2 separate regions of the Homo sapiens genome follow, and region 1 is linked to region 2. The links are chromatin loops, found by intact Hi-C in ENCODE. Cell type or tissue: PC-3. All regions are shown on one strand. Each heading gives the region's core, and the rest is flanking DNA. Links, peaks and the distances in the headings are about the cores only. Region 1 has its middle 70 kb from the start of LINC01601. Region 2 has its middle 26 kb from the start of SETBP1-DT.

Region 1 (8,344 bases), core at 159-8,158, 53 kb after region 2:
CCAGCGGTATCAGTAGTATCAATTTATAAATTGGCTATTTATATGGGCAAGGTAAATTGTTGGTGGTTAGAATACCATAATGATGTATATAAAGCAAATTTTCTATTTATTAAGAGAGAAGAATAAACAATATATTCATAACAATGAACAAACTTGGAAGAATAATTTTCTTTTCTGACTTATTTTTCCACTTCTCCACTTGGATGATTTCTTCTTCAGCACATGGGGCCTAAGTGATATGCTTTAGCATAGCCACATACACATATTCCTGAGAATAACAACATGAAGGCCAATAAAAACATAAAATTCATTTTTGTGGGAAGCTTGAAGAAGTTTTCATTATTGTACAACCAATTCGTGTCTATTGTTTGTTATTACATAAGTGTAAAATGAAGTACTTAACAAGGTACCTTAGCTGCATTCATGGAGTCCGATAATGAGAAAAGAGGTAAGTGACACTCCTCTCTTAAGTGTTCATTTGCATGAATGAGTAGACACAGGGGTTGAATAGTCTCCTGAGAAAAAGTCTTAGGGAATGAACATTCTGGATCCAGTGTGGTAGCTGAGGCTGGGGTTTCTTGCGACCCGCCCCTCTGGGAAATGGGGTGGGGTGTGTGTGTGGGTTGCGAGCTGTGTCACTAAAAGTCACTACACTTTAGCGTTCATGCCTCTTGCTTTGGGATCTACTGCTTCCCCACCCCTATCTTCAGAAGTGCTATAAAGTAGAAAGGGTGATCTTTCGTTAGAGGAGTTGCCACATGGGTTTTTGGCTGGAAGGTGCAGGAGGTCTGTACTAGGTCCAGAAGCATTGGGGCTGGGCACATTCCCACATGTCCTCCGGCAGCATCAGGCGCCAGAGCCTCATCCAACTCAGAGAGGCCACTCTGGGGAGCCACTGGGGCCTGAAGGCTGTGGATGATCTTGATCTGGCTGGTGGATTCTCGACATAGATAAGCCTCTTTAGTGATTCCAAGAATGACTTGAGGGAGGGGAACTCTGGAAAAGCCTGGGCTCCTAGCCATGACGACTGAGTTCTAACTGTGAGGTTGTCTGTAGTGCCCCATTGCGTTTGCGGGTTAAGAAAGCCACTCAGATTACCGGTAAATAATTAAATTATTCATAAACTAGCATATATAGAAGTAAACACAGATTCATTTCTACAAATCATTTAAATAAAATTATACATTCGGAAAATTTCAAGACCGCATCCTACAAATCTCTTTTAAAACTGTGCCAAATGCATGCCATTGCTAGTAATAGTACCTTTACTACCAGGTGCCATTATTAACTGGAGGTGCCAGGGGAACAAGAGAAATGGCAACACAAACATTAGTGGTAATACAAGCTGGGTGAAGTGGGGGGAAGGGAGAGTGGTGTAAGGGGTGAGTATGGCTACAGCTAGCATCAATGTTAGAGCGTGGTTGTAATAGGAGTGGTAAGAGCTTGGTGGCTTTTTAGTTGTTTCTCCATATCAGCTACAACTTCCTAAAAACCATTCATGTCTGGAAACATAAAAGAGGGATAGATAAAGGAACCATATTGAAAATGATGTTTTATTGGTACGGTTGAAGTTAGAAAATCTCGTTGGTTAAAATTCGTAGTTCATAGCTACCCTCAGTCCTGAAGAGCCAATGCAATACTAACAGCTCAGTCAGTTTCTTCCAGGGGAAGGAAAGAATTTCTACATTACTGGACTCCACGGGCACCTAGGACCACTGCCTACTATGCTTCACTCACCTGTCCATGTTTCTTCTGAAAACTGTGGACCAAAAGGTAACATGGGTTTCAAATTATTTAGGGTCTAATAAGAGGGAAACTACCAAATCAATCACTATACTGTGATTATACCCCTAAAATAAAAAATATTCAAAATAAAGGATGTGGTAGTGGAAGAATTTCAACGCACTGCTGGAGATAGATGGGACCTTTGTGTTGACACTGGCTATAGGATTTCTCCTCATAAAAAAATGTCATGAGGTTCACAGATGGGCATCTGGAATCTGCACACCAGCTTTTGTATGTATGGACAAATTTGCATTGTTCTGTTATGAGCAAACATATCTTTCATCATTTGTTCAAAGAAGTTTGTATTAACCTTTCTAGCTGCTACAACAAACAACTCCCAAAATTTCTGTGGCTTAAAGATGTGCTTTTCACTCATGATCAGCTCAGTTGAGTTGAGAAGGTTCTGCCTTTCACCATGGACTCCAAGTTCTTCATTTGGGCTGGGCATGGTGGCTCATGCCTGTAATCCAGCACTTTGGGAGGCCATGACAGGCAGATCACTCGAGCCCAGGAGCTCAAGACCAGCTTAGGTAATGTGGTGAAACCTCCTCTCCACAAAAAATACAAAAATTAGCCTGGAGTGGTGGCATGCACCTGTGGTATCAGCTATTGGGAGGCTGAGGTGGGAGGATAGCTTGAGCCCGGGAGGTCAAGGTTGCAGTGAGCCATGATCACGCTACAGCATTCCAGCCTGGGTGACAAAGTGATACTTTGTCTCGATACACAAATAAATAAATAAAGTCATTTTTTTGATACTTTGCATCCAGACAGCTAATGATAACAGACATAGAGTGGGGATGATTCTGTAGGACACTTTAAGGGCATGGCCTGGAAGTGGCTGATATCAATTTTGCCCACCTTTTACTGGGCAGAACCCATCACATAGCCTCATATAGATTAGAAAAAGTTAAAAAAAAAATAGTTTTCCTGGTGCCCAGAGGGAAAAATGAAATGTTTTGGTGAACATGTAGAATGATTTCTGCCATAGGTTTTATGACTCATGAACGGTTAGGAAACATTGCCTTGGGCATTCATGTGTGAAAGGGTATGTTTTGCAGAGTATCATGATTTAGTTTGTCAGGCCAGCTGGGTCACAGGGGAGTTGTTAGAAAGGAATCAAAGTGGTAGCATATTTCTCTAAAACAATCTTGAAAGATTCTGATTTCTCTAGGAGATCTCTCCAGCAAGATTTGTAGGGCTTAGCATTCTATATTCTCCCAACACCTTTCATCACTAAAACTCTGGAGGAGAAAAAAATATCGGGAAGATTCCAAGTACTTGCCACTCTCTGGGTGAGATTAACTACCTTGAGGAACATGAAGAAGACATCTTTTGCAATATTTTTTTCTACAGTTTTGGAGGCCAGGGCGTGGGTCTAGAGTTAACTCAAACTTGAAAATGAGAATTGAACCATGCTTCTGAGAGTGCTGCCTAAAGGAAGTGAGGTGTTGTAACTTGGTTACTTGGCATTTGGTATTTGTCTCTGTTTGTTCCATAAAAACTTTTGAAAGTGTTGGCGGATGTAGCTAACATTTGGTCTACTGCTATAAAGGATGTCAAGACCTCCAGTCAGATTTGTGGTTTTCCATTAGCCCTTAGGAATGTTTCTTTTGAATGCTGGTAGCATATTCCACCCACTCTTTTTACACTGATCATAGTAAATATGAATTTGCTTTTATAAAGACAGAGTAGAGACCTAGGAAACTGAATTAATTTTAGCAAAATCAAATTAATTTTAGGAAAATCAAATCAGGAAATGAGGAAAATAACAATATTAATTTATAAGTGGGTATATATTTTCTATTTTTCTCATGTATAATGGTGAAGATTGTTACTTAGCTACTGCTTTAAACACTTTCTAGTCTTAGGATTAATATAAACCAATGATTTGAAAACCTTGATCACATACCGTAGCTGTAAAAATTGTGATCATAGATCTCAAATATATGCACATTTATTCATAAACCATATTCATGTGCAACTTTAATGATATATGTATTAGAAACCTATATAAAAGCTGGGTGTGGTGGTACACACCTGTAATCCTAGCACTTTGGGAAGCTGAGGCAGAAGAATCACTTGAGCTCAAGAGTTTGAAACCAATCTGGGCAACATAGTGAGACCCAAACTCAAACAACAAACAAACAAACAAACAAACAACAAAAACTCTATATAAAGATAAAAATTCAAATGGAAAAGATTACATTACTATATAAGTTGAAATTCCAGTAATTTCTTTCTACATTTCAGTGAGTGGTCTTGCCTACAATCTGGGTGTTTCTCACTTAAGAAGTTTGTTAACATAAACAAGACACTTAATGTAGTATTCTTTGAATCAGAGCTTCCTAAGCAATGAGCTAGTTGTTACTGTAAAACTTTGTTTTATGGGAATTCCATCTATATTTGTAGGATGCTGGATGCCACACAGTCATGCTGTTGAGATGGCAAGTTGCCAAATAGGCTCCTTTCAAGTCCTGAAGAAAAAAATCTTTCTTTCCCAGAAGGCTTTGTCTTTGACTCAGCTGCTGTCAATTCATCACATCTCTAAGTCTCTATGATACACAGAAAAATTAAGACCAACAATTTCTACTCCACCAAGGATAATTTAGAGAATCATAAACAGATTTCACTCTATTCACCTGAAACACTGATGGAGTCTGAAGCAAAAAGATGTGAAAGGTTGGAGAGGCTCTGTAAAACAAAACAAAACAAAACAAAACACAGAAAACACAAGAAGAGACTAATAAAAATTGTAAGAGCTAACACTTATTGAATACCCACTATGTGCTGGTAATTGCCATTGCTAAGTAGTTCATACACATCATGTATTTTCATCCTTAAAATAAACCAAGAAATATGTGCTAATTATTATCCTCTTTTTACAATAAGTAAACTGCCTCTAAGATGAATGGATAATGGAAAAATGTTTTGTTTCTGGAAAATAAAGAATGTTTAGATGACTTGTTAGTTGTTAGGTGTGCCCGTTTGTCGGAAGGGTTTCCTGTGCTATGTAGGAAGTTGGACTTGTTTATCTTTTAGATCCTTTTTGGTACTCCATTTCTGTAAATATTTTTGGACGTTTACTTTGTTCTTAGATCCTTTGAGATGCTTACCAAGCTCAATCTTGATCAAGTCACTTAATCTCAATGATTTTTAGTTTGATCATCTAAATTGGGGTTGCCCTAGCTGATTGGCCTGTCAGAAGTTCTCCTAAGAGTCCAACATGAGTGAATGTTTTGAGGACCATCAATGGTCTGTCTAACGCATCATCATCATTATTTTTTAAATGTGATATAATTTCTGTGTTGCAGGAATTTTCAGTTCATGAAGATATTTTACTTACAAGATAAAGACATGTTCATAAACAGGGAACAGATAATCCTTTTCAATGTTTTCCTATTTGAGTCATACAATCTCAGGTTTGGGACAGGGAAAGAAACCATGAATTGATGAGAGAAAGTGGTCCTAATTCCTTCATAGTGATTGTGATAATACAATAATACATGGAAATTGTAATAATCCTTTGTATTTATGGACACTTCAAATTTTCAAATTACTTATACATTAGTGATCTCACCTGATCCTCCTTTCGTTTCTCAGTTCCAGGATTATTTTTTTCCTTTAACTGTATTGACTATTCAGACACCTGCGTCTGCTGTTAGCACAGTTTTTGGGGACCTTGATAGCCCACTTAGGTGTCCCATTTTACTCCCTCAGCTTTCACTTTCATCACAGTAGTCCCTTCAGCCTACCCTCCTAAGTTTCTTTCCTTCCTTTTCCCTTCCTTCCCTCCCTCTTTTCCTCCATAAACATTTAAGAATTCAAGGGTGTTTCATATGCCAAGCACTATGTTAGATGCTAGAGATGAATAGTTAACAAGGGTCTTCAGTCTGAAGAGATCAATCTTATTGAGGAGATGGAGAAAAAAAAAACAGACAAGTATGCCGTGATGGTGATATAATAGTGGTGAACAAAGGAGGTTCTGAAGAAGGTCAGGGCAGGGAGCTGATTCTAACATAAAGAGGGAGGTCAGGGAAAACTTCCCGGAGGAGGCACACCCTGGGTTAAGTTGATCAGGAAGATTGGCAGAGGGGACAGTGTGAGTAAAGCCCGAAAAACCTGCTTCTTAGCTGCTCTTGGTTTCACTGAGGGCAAAAGAAAGAGTGCAGTGCTCTTGAGTTACAATGTTTCTGTCCTCAAGATCAGGGATTATTTAGAGTTTTGGCTTTAAAAGTCAAGCCATAGATCCTATGAATTCTGAGACTGACGCCTTGAGCTTTCTAGACCACCCTTCTCTTTTGGTCAGACCTGAGGTGCTGATGGAGCCACTGGCTCCTGCTACATCTCTGGGTTTGCCAGTGATTAAGGGCATTTTTGTCTGAGTGCCTAAGTGCTGGGGCAGACTGCCCAGCTTCAATGAATCGATGGACTAAAAATTGTCTTCCCAGCAGGCATTGCCAAGCAGCCTCCAGCCAACACTACAAGCAACTGAGAAAAGATCCATTGAGCTCAGCAGGAGGCTCTGTTTCGGCTGACTCAGCTCCCTGGAAGCACTTCTCCAGTCATTTATATCTCTACTTTTCCTCTCTGAGCTCCGCTCTGTATCTCTGCTCTTTGTGCCAAGCTGGGAGGCACTGAGGTTTCAAATGGCTATGCATTATCAATATCTCAGTGTGCTTCTGACAGGGCATAAAGTAGACCTGACCCAATAGTCCATTTTTATTCTCTATTAGTTTAATTCACATTGGGTTTGGCCCAAGTCATAAAGATTTTAGTTCAAGAAAAACATTTTACAAGGTGACGAATGAGATTAATCTTGCAAAGATCGTGGAAAATAAAATATTTGAATTGGAAAACCAGAGTTTAAGAAACATGTGAAAGGTCATACAACCAGCTGGTGGAGGAACTAGGTCTAGAACCTAAAATTAGGTAGGGCTTCTGGCGAACTTCGCTTTTCTACAAATTACTATGTTTTCCTTTTTTTCTAGAGAGTATTTTTGAAAATAATATTCTATTATAACTGCAACACTATGAAGTCATTAGGGCACATGGCAATGCTAAAACTTTGTTGATGAGGAAAATTGGGCAGACTTACCAAAGGTCACTCAAAGATAAGCAACAGACCTGGGATAGAATTATTTTTCTTTTTTTTTTTGGTGAACCACATTGTAGAATGACCTAGTTCAATAAATCAGGAGATCTGGTTTGAGAGATTAAGTTGGGGCCATTTTGGCCTCTAGTAAGCCATCAGTTTTGAGCAAGTCTCTTGTCACTCTGGTTTCCAGGATGTTCCTCGCCTGTAAAATGTGCAGATTTGCCCGGCTGTGGGCCTACAAAAAGCAGAATACTTAAAGCAGCCAGGCCTTTGGTGCTTTCTTCTAGGGGGCACCTGTGAGTCGGTTTAGCTGATGGCAGATACTCTGGAATGCTGGTCCACAACGGGGAACCCTTCTGATTGTTTCAGAGAACTTAGAAATAGATATTTTTATGTAAAATCTCTTTATTTTTAATTGTTGATGAGATGTACAAAATAAAACAAACAGTGTTTGAGCCAAAAAAAAAATGCCTGAGGGCTAGAAGTAGCTTATAAATTGTCTGTTTGCAATGTCTAAATGGCAAGTTCTGCAGTCTTGGTGAGTGTTAACACTCCGTGACTCCATACACCTTGGAACTCCTTCTAAGTTGTGTTCCTTCGAGTAACACAAAAAGATTACTTGATTATGTAAATGAGTGCTAAATTTCCTTGGAGCTCATTGTCATTCAAATATATCTTAAATACCTAGTAAATTGCTTTGAAGGAGTTTAAGTATTAGGTCTTAAAGATATGTAATGAAAAGGGAAACCTTGAAGTCCTCCTTTTTTTTTTCCTTTGGTGGGTTCCAATGAATAGATTTATTTTGGCTTTGAAATAACATTGCTCCTGCATTCCTCACTGTTGTCCTATGTCCTGGTCTCAACTGGACGATAGATTTTTTTAAAGACCAGAAACTGTTCTCTATATCTTTTCCTTTTCTCCTTGGCCAACATCATATGTGAACACAGTCTGAGCCTGGATAGTCACTCCTTTCCTTCCGGCCCTCTTTCATCCATTGGTGTTTGTTCCTGAATTATACAATGGTTCTCTTGAGACAGGAATAGTACAGGGTGGTCACAGGAGAATAAAAATTCTAGGCAATAGTTTAACATGACTAGAGGCTATGGGCTGATAAGACTCTGAAAAACAGGGTGTGGACCAAGTTGGCTAAGACTGACTGGACCCAACATGGCCGTGGATTCTACCTAGGTTTCACCTGGGACCTCACTATATGCCCATTAACATACAAATCACACACCGACCAGTGACATGAGAGTTCTGAGACCACACATATTTGGTGTAAAAGTGGGTAGCACCATGTTCCGAGAAACCTCTACCTTTTTCCAGGGATTTTCATAAATATTCAGCTCCTTGGTTAAAGAAACCCATAAAGGTAGCAGTCCTAAACTCCACTGTGGGATTCTCTCTTGAGTACACCCTCACTCCCCATTCTTGAATATGTACTTTCTTGAGTGTATTTGTTTT
Region 2 (8,344 bases), core at 12-8,011:
CCATGATACTTTTGCTTTACTGCTCTGATGTGATCATTCTAATGCTTTTGAAAGATTCATGTATTGATGTTTGATCTATATTTGAAGGAATTTGCTTCTACATTGCAAAGTTGGTTAATTTGTTTATCCAGTTTGCTATGGATGGAATTAAGCGCCCCCTTCCAATACCCACATTGAAGCTCTAATCCCTATTGTGACTATATCTGGGCATAGGGCTTTCAGGAGGTAATTGAGGTTACACGAGAACATAATGGTGGAGCCCTAATCTGATAGGGTTGGTGGACTTCTACGTAGAGGAAGAGCCAGAAATGTCTTCTTCCCTCTCTTTCCGCCACATGAGGACACAGTGAGAAGCTGGCTGCCTGCAAGTCAGGATGAGAGCCCTTATCAGACATCCAATTCACCACCACACTGATCTTGGATTTACCAGCCTCTAAAACTGTGAGAAAATAAATTTCTGTTGGTAAAACCGTCCAGTCTTGTTTTGGCATCCCAGGTTTACTAATATGTAATTTCCTGGGACCATTTATTCTCAATTTAGGATGAATTTGGCTATTTAGTTTCGAAGCCATTTCTGTTTCTCTCATGAGCTAACTGCTTATACTATTCAGAAAACAAGAGGATGGATAATGGTTGATTCTGTAGCTGGGTATCCACCAGAGTCACATCATTTGACAAAGTTTGCCTAGTGATAAGTGTGGACGTAGGCCTAACACTCTAGCCTGCTGAGTCCTATCTAATGTGCTTGACACTATGCTACAAACTTAGATATCATCAAATCCAGAACTTTGTCCAATGGGTGAAAAATAGTCTATTTAACCACAACTCAGAATCCAGAGAGGATAAATAATTATGATTGTGCTAAAAAAAAATGATTTCTTCCTATAAAGACAAAACAAAGCCCTACCGTCAGCAGAGTCAAAAGGCACATGACAGGTTAGAAAAAAATATGTGGCCTCTTAGACTAATAACCTGACAGGAAAAAGGGCAAAGCAAATGAATAAGCAGTTCACAGTTAAAGAAATGTGAATATCTTAAATATATGAACAGATTATTTGTATCCCTCATAATAAGAGAAGTAAGTACAAATTTAAATTTTACTGAGATGTTATATTTCACTTAACAGATAAGCAAAAATCAAAACATTTGATCCATTTTACTGCAATGTTGTGGGGCAATGGGCACTGTCACTCATGGAAAATTGGCACAACTCTTTTGGAGGGCAATTGAAAAATATCCAAAATTACAAATGTATGTCCTTCTGACCCAGAGTTTTATTTGTGATAATTGATCCTATGGCTTGCATAAGTCCAAAATAACTTTTGTTCGAAGTAATTCATTTAGGCTTGGTTTAGAGGAACAAACAAATGGAAACAACCCAAAGTTGCATTGAGAGACTGTTCAAATAAATCATGGTATCATCATAAAATAGAATACACTGAAACCAGATAGAAAAGAATGAGGATCCTCTCTATTTAGTGATACGGAAAAACCTCCAAGGTATATTGTTAGTGAAGTAAACAAAGGATATATATTATGCTATCTTTCAAAAACACAATGCTTACATCGACCTACACAAATACTGGAAAGATATACAAGCTTGTCAGTGACCTATGAAGGTTGTTGGATGTGGGGCCAAAGAAAATAGGTAAGGGAAGGAGACTTTTAACTCTATACATTTTCTCAAATTTCTTGTTTGCTTTTTGAACCATGTCAACATTTACCTATTTATAATTCAATAAAAAATAAATAAAACACGCACACATAGGGCAAAATCCATGAGGGGAATCCAGAATTTCCTCAGTAACCTGTGCTACTCTGTTCTATTTCCTGATATCAAGAATTTCTTCTATTTCTGATATAAAGAATTATTCTTCAGGAGCTTCAGAATAATAGCTTCACTTGGCAGTTTTAAAAAATACATATAAAATTTTTCCAACATAAGGAAATGACAAATGTTTGAGATGATGGATAACCCAATTACCCTGATTTGATCATTACACATTGTATACATGTGTTAGGATTTCACAGGTACTCCATCAATATGTACTGTTATTATATATAAACTAAAAATAAAATCCATATACAACAGTTACTGCATATTCTGAAAGTATAATATTTAAGAGGTTTGGCTAAGAAACTGGAAAATACAATCCCAAATCTTGTCACAGTTTAAAATGTTTTCAATTACTATGTGTGGCATCGTACAATGGAAATAACACAGGCGTTAGACACAGCCACATTTGGGTTCAAATCTCATTTCTGCCCCTAACAAGCTTTGTGATCTTCCATGAATACCTTCATTTCCAAGAACTTCAGTTCCCACTCTTAAAAGTGTATTACCCATAGGAGCAGTACTATCTATTGAAATCATTCAGGTTGAAGAGCTGGCATTGGCAGACGTGTCATGGATGGTAGCTGTTATTAGATGATTACTTCCTTTATTGTCATTGTGAGAATTCAACTAAGTCAGTAGGTGCATGAAAAAGAAAGATAGTTTACAGAGGTCAGTTACGTCTTACCTATCTGGAATTTTACTGTCTCTAATCTCACTGTCAGAACACAGAACATAGAAACAGAAAGAAGCAAACAATTGTTCTTGGTAACAAAATGGATTGCACAAATATTTATATGAAAGTTTGAGCACTTGACTTTTTAGAAGCCACTTGAAAGCCCCCAGATAGCTGGTTAGGCTTGGATTTCATGGAAAATATAAGAGTAGAGTTAGAGGAGGGAATGAGTTAGTTAGATATGCTACTTAGTGAAAGCGACAGATCATGGCCTGAGAAAAGAACCATATAAAGTAAACACAAGAATGTAGAGCATGGTAGCTGAGTGCTTTTCTCCAGAAATACACATCTACATACCCAATAAACTATGATGACTTTGCTGTACCAGACTGCATCCTTAAAAAGTACTTATCCAACAGGTTAGAAAGGTAGAGAAGAATAAAGATTTTCATAAAAAGGTGGCGAAAACAAAAATAAATGATGTTTAAATGCCCAGTTATGTATAAGATTCAACTCTCTTGAACTCTTCACTCCTCTCATTTTTTCATAAATAGCTAAAATTTCACTGTATTCAGTACCCAAATGTTCGTTAAAAACAGAAACTCTAACAGAAAAATATGGGCTGAGATGAATAAAAACATTTATACATAGCTTGAAACAAGAAAGCTGAACAATAAATGGGATATTGTTCCTATGTGCTTATGGAAACCCTGGTAAACAAACAACCAAGTTACCTGTCTTGCCTTTGATTTAAGGCTTATGTATGCATGGAGTATAGCCTGTAATATTTTCCAGCAGGCTCTCTACTCAAGTTATTCCAACTTGTTTAGATTTGGTGAAATCCAAGAGCTAAACAATGACTTTTGCAAGTTGCAAATTGTTTTTAAGAGGAAACTCTTCAGTTGTTGTCTGTGTAGCTTGGTAAAGGGTACTCTCTTTTGAAGCTGGGGAAAAGAGGTCCTAATTCCTATTAAGCTTTTGTTTGCAGAGACACAGGCATGATGAGGGGACTTGTCCCCCAAAACTTTGCTGCCCTCTACTTGGGATAAGTACAATTCTCCTCAGCAACAGAACCACAAGGTATTCTGTCACATTTCCCAAAGAAGCAGCAATCGAACTTTCCATGCACCGTCTGCATCACATATTTTGTGGATGACATAGGTAGCTGTGCTCTTTTGTGTCAACATTCCTTCTTTATTATATGGCATGCCCTAGTCTCTCTGTAGTCATGCCACTACTGTGGCTACTAGCCAGAAAAATTACAGAACCGTATCTAAGAAACTTGTTTATACTGGAAAGAGACCAGTCATTTTTATTATCATCATACTAACAAAATAATAACAAAGAATCAAATCATGCTTGTTGATTAAATTCTACTTGAAGAACTGAGCACGGTTTGCCCTCTGTATTTGTAGGGGATTGGTTCCAGAAACCCCAGCAGACACCAGAATCAATGGCATAGGGCCGTGGGACCTCTGTATCTGTGAGTTTCCATCTGCAGCTGGATGTGAAACCTGTGGATATGAAGGGCCAACTGTACTGACCCATATTCTTTGGGGTTCTTGATTTGATGGTAGGGGTCATATGTGTGTTGGAGGCACTGGTGGGCAGGAAAAGGGAGATGTATCTGAATCATCTGGAGACTTATTCAATTCAAAGTATTTTTGCACATTTCTATGTCTTTCTCTTTATTTTTGATTTATTCAATTATGCCCTTGAAGGACAGGTTTTTGGATTTTGAAAAAAAAAGCTTCTCAGATGATTCTGATATAATAAATGTATAATAATAATAATAAGTAACATATAATGGAAAATTGTTTGTTTGTTTGTTTTTGAGATGGAGTTTCGCTCTTTCTGACCAGGCTGGAGTGCAATGGTGCGATCTTGGCTCACTGCAACCTCTGCCTCTGGGGTTCAAGTGATTCTCCTGCCTCAGCCTCCCAAGTAACTGGGATTACAGGCACCTGCCACCATGCCTGGCTAATTTTTTTTTTGTATTTTTAGTAGAGACGGGGTTTCACCGTGTTGGCCAGGATGGTCAACCAGGGTGGTCTCGTGATCCGCCCGCCTCGGCCTCCCAAAGTGCTGGGATTACAGGCGTGAGCCACCGTGCCCAGCTGTAAAACATTTCTTGAATGCTTTCCGTGTGCTGGACACTGTCCTAAGCCCTACTCTTTCCTGTGGTTGAGACCTTTTCTCTGTGATATGCATGCAAATTGGTACTATAGTCTAGAAATTAGCTACATGAGGTCATCCACATTCACTTTCTTATACCCTTATAATGTTGTATATTTTCCATGAGAAAAATCTGTGCACTGAAAGAACAATTTCCTATGTGCCACCATATGTGACTTTGGACAAAAAATATTATTCTAAGCCTCAGTTTCCTTATTTGTGGCAAATAGGGAGAATAAAAGCTTCTTTGTCTATATTGATATATTAATGTTTACTATAATGAGATGGCTAATTCAGAGTGTGGTTAAGAAAGACAGAAACTTAGGACATTAACTGGAAATCAAAATTTACAATCAAAGAAAGTTTAACTGAATCTAATTTGGGCTAAACACCATGAGGTACAAAGAACTCTATAGTATTTCCTTGCTTCTAATGTTTTCAGTGATAAACTACATGAAATAATCAGTGAACAAGAGACCTTTGTGTAACCAACATGGTGCTAAAATATGGGTCAAAAATTAGGGAATAGACAAATCTAAGACACTATTAGCAAAAATGTTTTAAAAAAAGGCAGATAGTAACATGGACTAGATTCATGAGAGAGGTGAGACGTGAGTTAGGTCTTGAAGGTAGCAAGGTGGAAAGAAAGAAAACATATTTTTAGTAGCTGCATTGGTGGAGGCAGGAGGGCAAATCTGGAGTCCTAAGTAATCCCAGTATTATGCTATAACTCTCAGAGTCAACCCTATACACAAAAATAGAGAACATAAATTCATCGTGACATTATGCAGTGAGCATCGTCTTGTGAGGGTTACAGTGTAAGTAAAGTATGTGCCTCTGTGTGATTTGTGTCTCTGGAGGAAGTCTCACCAGAGGCAAAAGGTCAGAATTATGTCGTGTAATTCCTGTGTCCTCATAACATCCAGTATGATTCCAAGTATATTGGGAGAAACTCGGTTCACATTTTAAGTGGGTTGGAGACATAAGGAGGTTTCATAGGGTTGGCAGGTGGGATAAGGTGATAGACTTGGAACCAGAAGTTGGAAAAACAGGGCTGTGCAGAAGGGGAGTGAGAACCTTCACAGAAAATTAGCTCTCCTAAGCTATTTTCCTAAGACAAGGTCTCTGTCACATATCTCTAAAACACCCACCTCAAAAACTGGAAAGTCTGTATCTTTTCTACCCACCCTTCCCCCAACCCCAAATTTCTTTCTTTAAATGTAGACAAAAGTTGAGGCTGAGCTCGTGTGATTAATACCAGCCTGTCTTGAGTGCACCTCCATCACCCCACGGTCTTCCCATTTTTCTTAGATGCTGAGAAAATGCTTTTCACAGCTATGATGACACAGCCAGAAATATCACCTTTTGAAGACATCATAACCGTGAGATATGACACTCTTTCGGCCGTTAGAAGGTTATTTGCTGTAGCCATTAAATACAGCCCTGTCATTCCCACTCACCTGAGCCATATTTCCTCCTTCAATAGATTATCCATAAATATAGGCTCAGGTACAAATAGAAATAATGAACATTCACAGATAAAGAAGACATGCACAGCCAAATCCTGCCTGAAGATAAGAGAACAGTCCTCCCTAGAGCAGGCTCAGCAGAGCCCAGAGGCCAGGTCTCCTGGAGGGGTCCCAGGGACTCAGGGCAATGTGGCAATGCAGAGTCCATGCCTGCTAAATTCCAAAGATGTTACAGACTGCCCACTTGGTACTCCAGCCTACTTTGTTGACATTTATTAATTAGAATTATTAGTAGCAGCTTGTCCAGAATTTAGCTTCAGTTAATATTAGTATTTTTAACAAGACATTGTGTTGTTCGTATAGATTCCATAATTTCCAAAGGACTAAACAGGTTTACTCGCTTAATCTAAGTAATTTTACATATTCCAGTCCAGATGCCTTATTATCTTCTGTGCGTTCAGCACTTTCTTAAGAACCTGATGAAATAAAATAAAAATGTAAAAAAAAAAGTGACAATTTAGCATCAAACTGTGCCAAAACTTTTGGCCTTACGCAAGAGTGAAACAACAACACTAAAACTAAATGCGAGACTGAGTAGCACTGGTGACTAATTCCGCAGGCATTTGTAGAGAAAGATAACCAACGATCTCCTGGGACTGATAGGACTTTAGCTGGGCCTTGGGAGTGGCAGGTATGCAAAGGGCCTTTATCTGGGTTCTCAAAACTTGGAACCCTGTAGAGAGTTTGGCAGATTATCGGTAGGAGTGAGTGGAAATTTGAGAAGGGAGGAATATCTCTGAAATGAATGGGAATATTTGCTGCAAAGTAATATAAGACCTAAATTGCTCACGAGACTTCTAGCATTGAGGAAGATAACCCTGGGCAAATTAAGTCTTGGAAATAATTTGTAGATTTGTGTAATACTGTGATATAGCGATTCCCAAGGATGATCTACAAACACAGAAACAACTTCTTCATAAGTGTTTGTGTACCCCATCATTAAAAAATATGTTTCACCCAATGAGAGAAAACCCAGGGAATACCATGACAGGTATGGGATTAGTGTCATTTTGTGCTTCCAGATAGATTTGTCTACCACGGAGTAAAAACATAGTGACCTATCTACAAGTTGTATTTTTGTCTATCGGCCTATGCATGAAGTTGATGCATTTGATTGGCCAAGAGGACTTGCCTCATGCAGAGGCTCCCAGTAAATAAAATGAGATTGCTTTTCATAAACATGCATTCATTTCACAAGCTCATACCTTCAATTAGTGAAATATTTTCATGTGCTAATGCCTCTGTTTTTAGAATAAAGTGTAATTAATTTTTAACCCTCAAAGTACATGACACACTTATATGCAGGTTAAGTGCTTTATGCATTTTCAACAGCTTCCAGATCTTTAGTGTATCATCTGAAGCTGTAACATACACATAAAATTCATATACATATGTTTATAAAAGTTCTTGCAAGGACAGAGAGAAAGAGAGAGAGAGAGAGAGACAGACATTTGTTCATACACATATTGAAAGCAATTTTAGTTTGAGATCTGGCCATAGGCTGCCAGGATTGGAAGAGAGCTACATACAACAGTGCGTGAAGAGATTGGGTTGGCCTGATTTTGACCCTCAACAGTCTGTTTGCACACAGTAGCTGGGAAGGTGCTTTTGAAAAGTAAGGCAGTTTTGTTAGTTGCCTGCTCAAGGCCCTCCAATGGCTTCCTATTGAAAAGGAAACAGTAGGTTAGAAAACAACCTAAAGTCCTCATCTCAGCCTACCAGACCCTTCTCCAACTGGCCCCGGTTACCTCTTATTTATTTACGATCATTTTTGTTCACTCCACCCTCACTGACCTTCTCGCTGTTCTTCAAAGATGCTTAGCGGGTTTCTGGCCCAGAGTCCTTTTCCTTGATGCTCTCTCTGCCTGGAACACAATTCTCTCAGACACGCACATGGCTGACTTCCTCCCTCCACTCAGGTCTCTGCTCAAAGGCCACCTCTGCAGCGAGTCCTTCCCTGATCACCCCATTTAAGATTGCCCCCATGTCTTCTCTGGCCCACTGTCTTGCTTCCTTTTGCATCACAGGAGTTAGCACGACCTGACATTTTATAATACATCTATTTGTTATTCCTTTAGTTTATGTTTCCTAAATAAGGATGGCAGTTCCACAAAGGATGGCTTATGTCTT

What was found. Hi-C counts contacts between places; a loop is a spot of excess contacts. Peaks named below come from ENCODE experiments on the same cell type or tissue, not always from the same donor. Only the 100,000 strongest peaks of a DNase experiment are listed, where the experiment ranks them.
Region 1: a loop joins it to region 2, with 4 times the contacts of the local background. A loop is called at or near these places in 7 of 110 quality-filtered maps.

The regions. Positions count from the first base shown.
Region 1 is chr18:44,597,519-44,605,862 of GRCh38, reverse strand. No RefSeq gene overlaps it. Among named protein-coding and RNA genes, the nearest start is that of LINC01601, 70 kb to the right of the region's middle. In PC-3, for the core only: no CTCF peak of the experiment used is centred there; DNase peaks (open chromatin) are centred at 2,822, 3,312 and 4,232; H3K4me3 peaks cover 363 bases; H3K27ac peaks cover 2,317 bases.
Region 2 is chr18:44,650,096-44,658,439 of GRCh38, reverse strand. No RefSeq gene overlaps it. Among named protein-coding and RNA genes, the nearest start is that of SETBP1-DT, 26 kb to the left of the region's middle. In PC-3, for the core only: no CTCF peak of the experiment used is centred there; DNase peaks (open chromatin) are centred at 3,689 and 6,799; H3K27ac peaks cover 857 bases.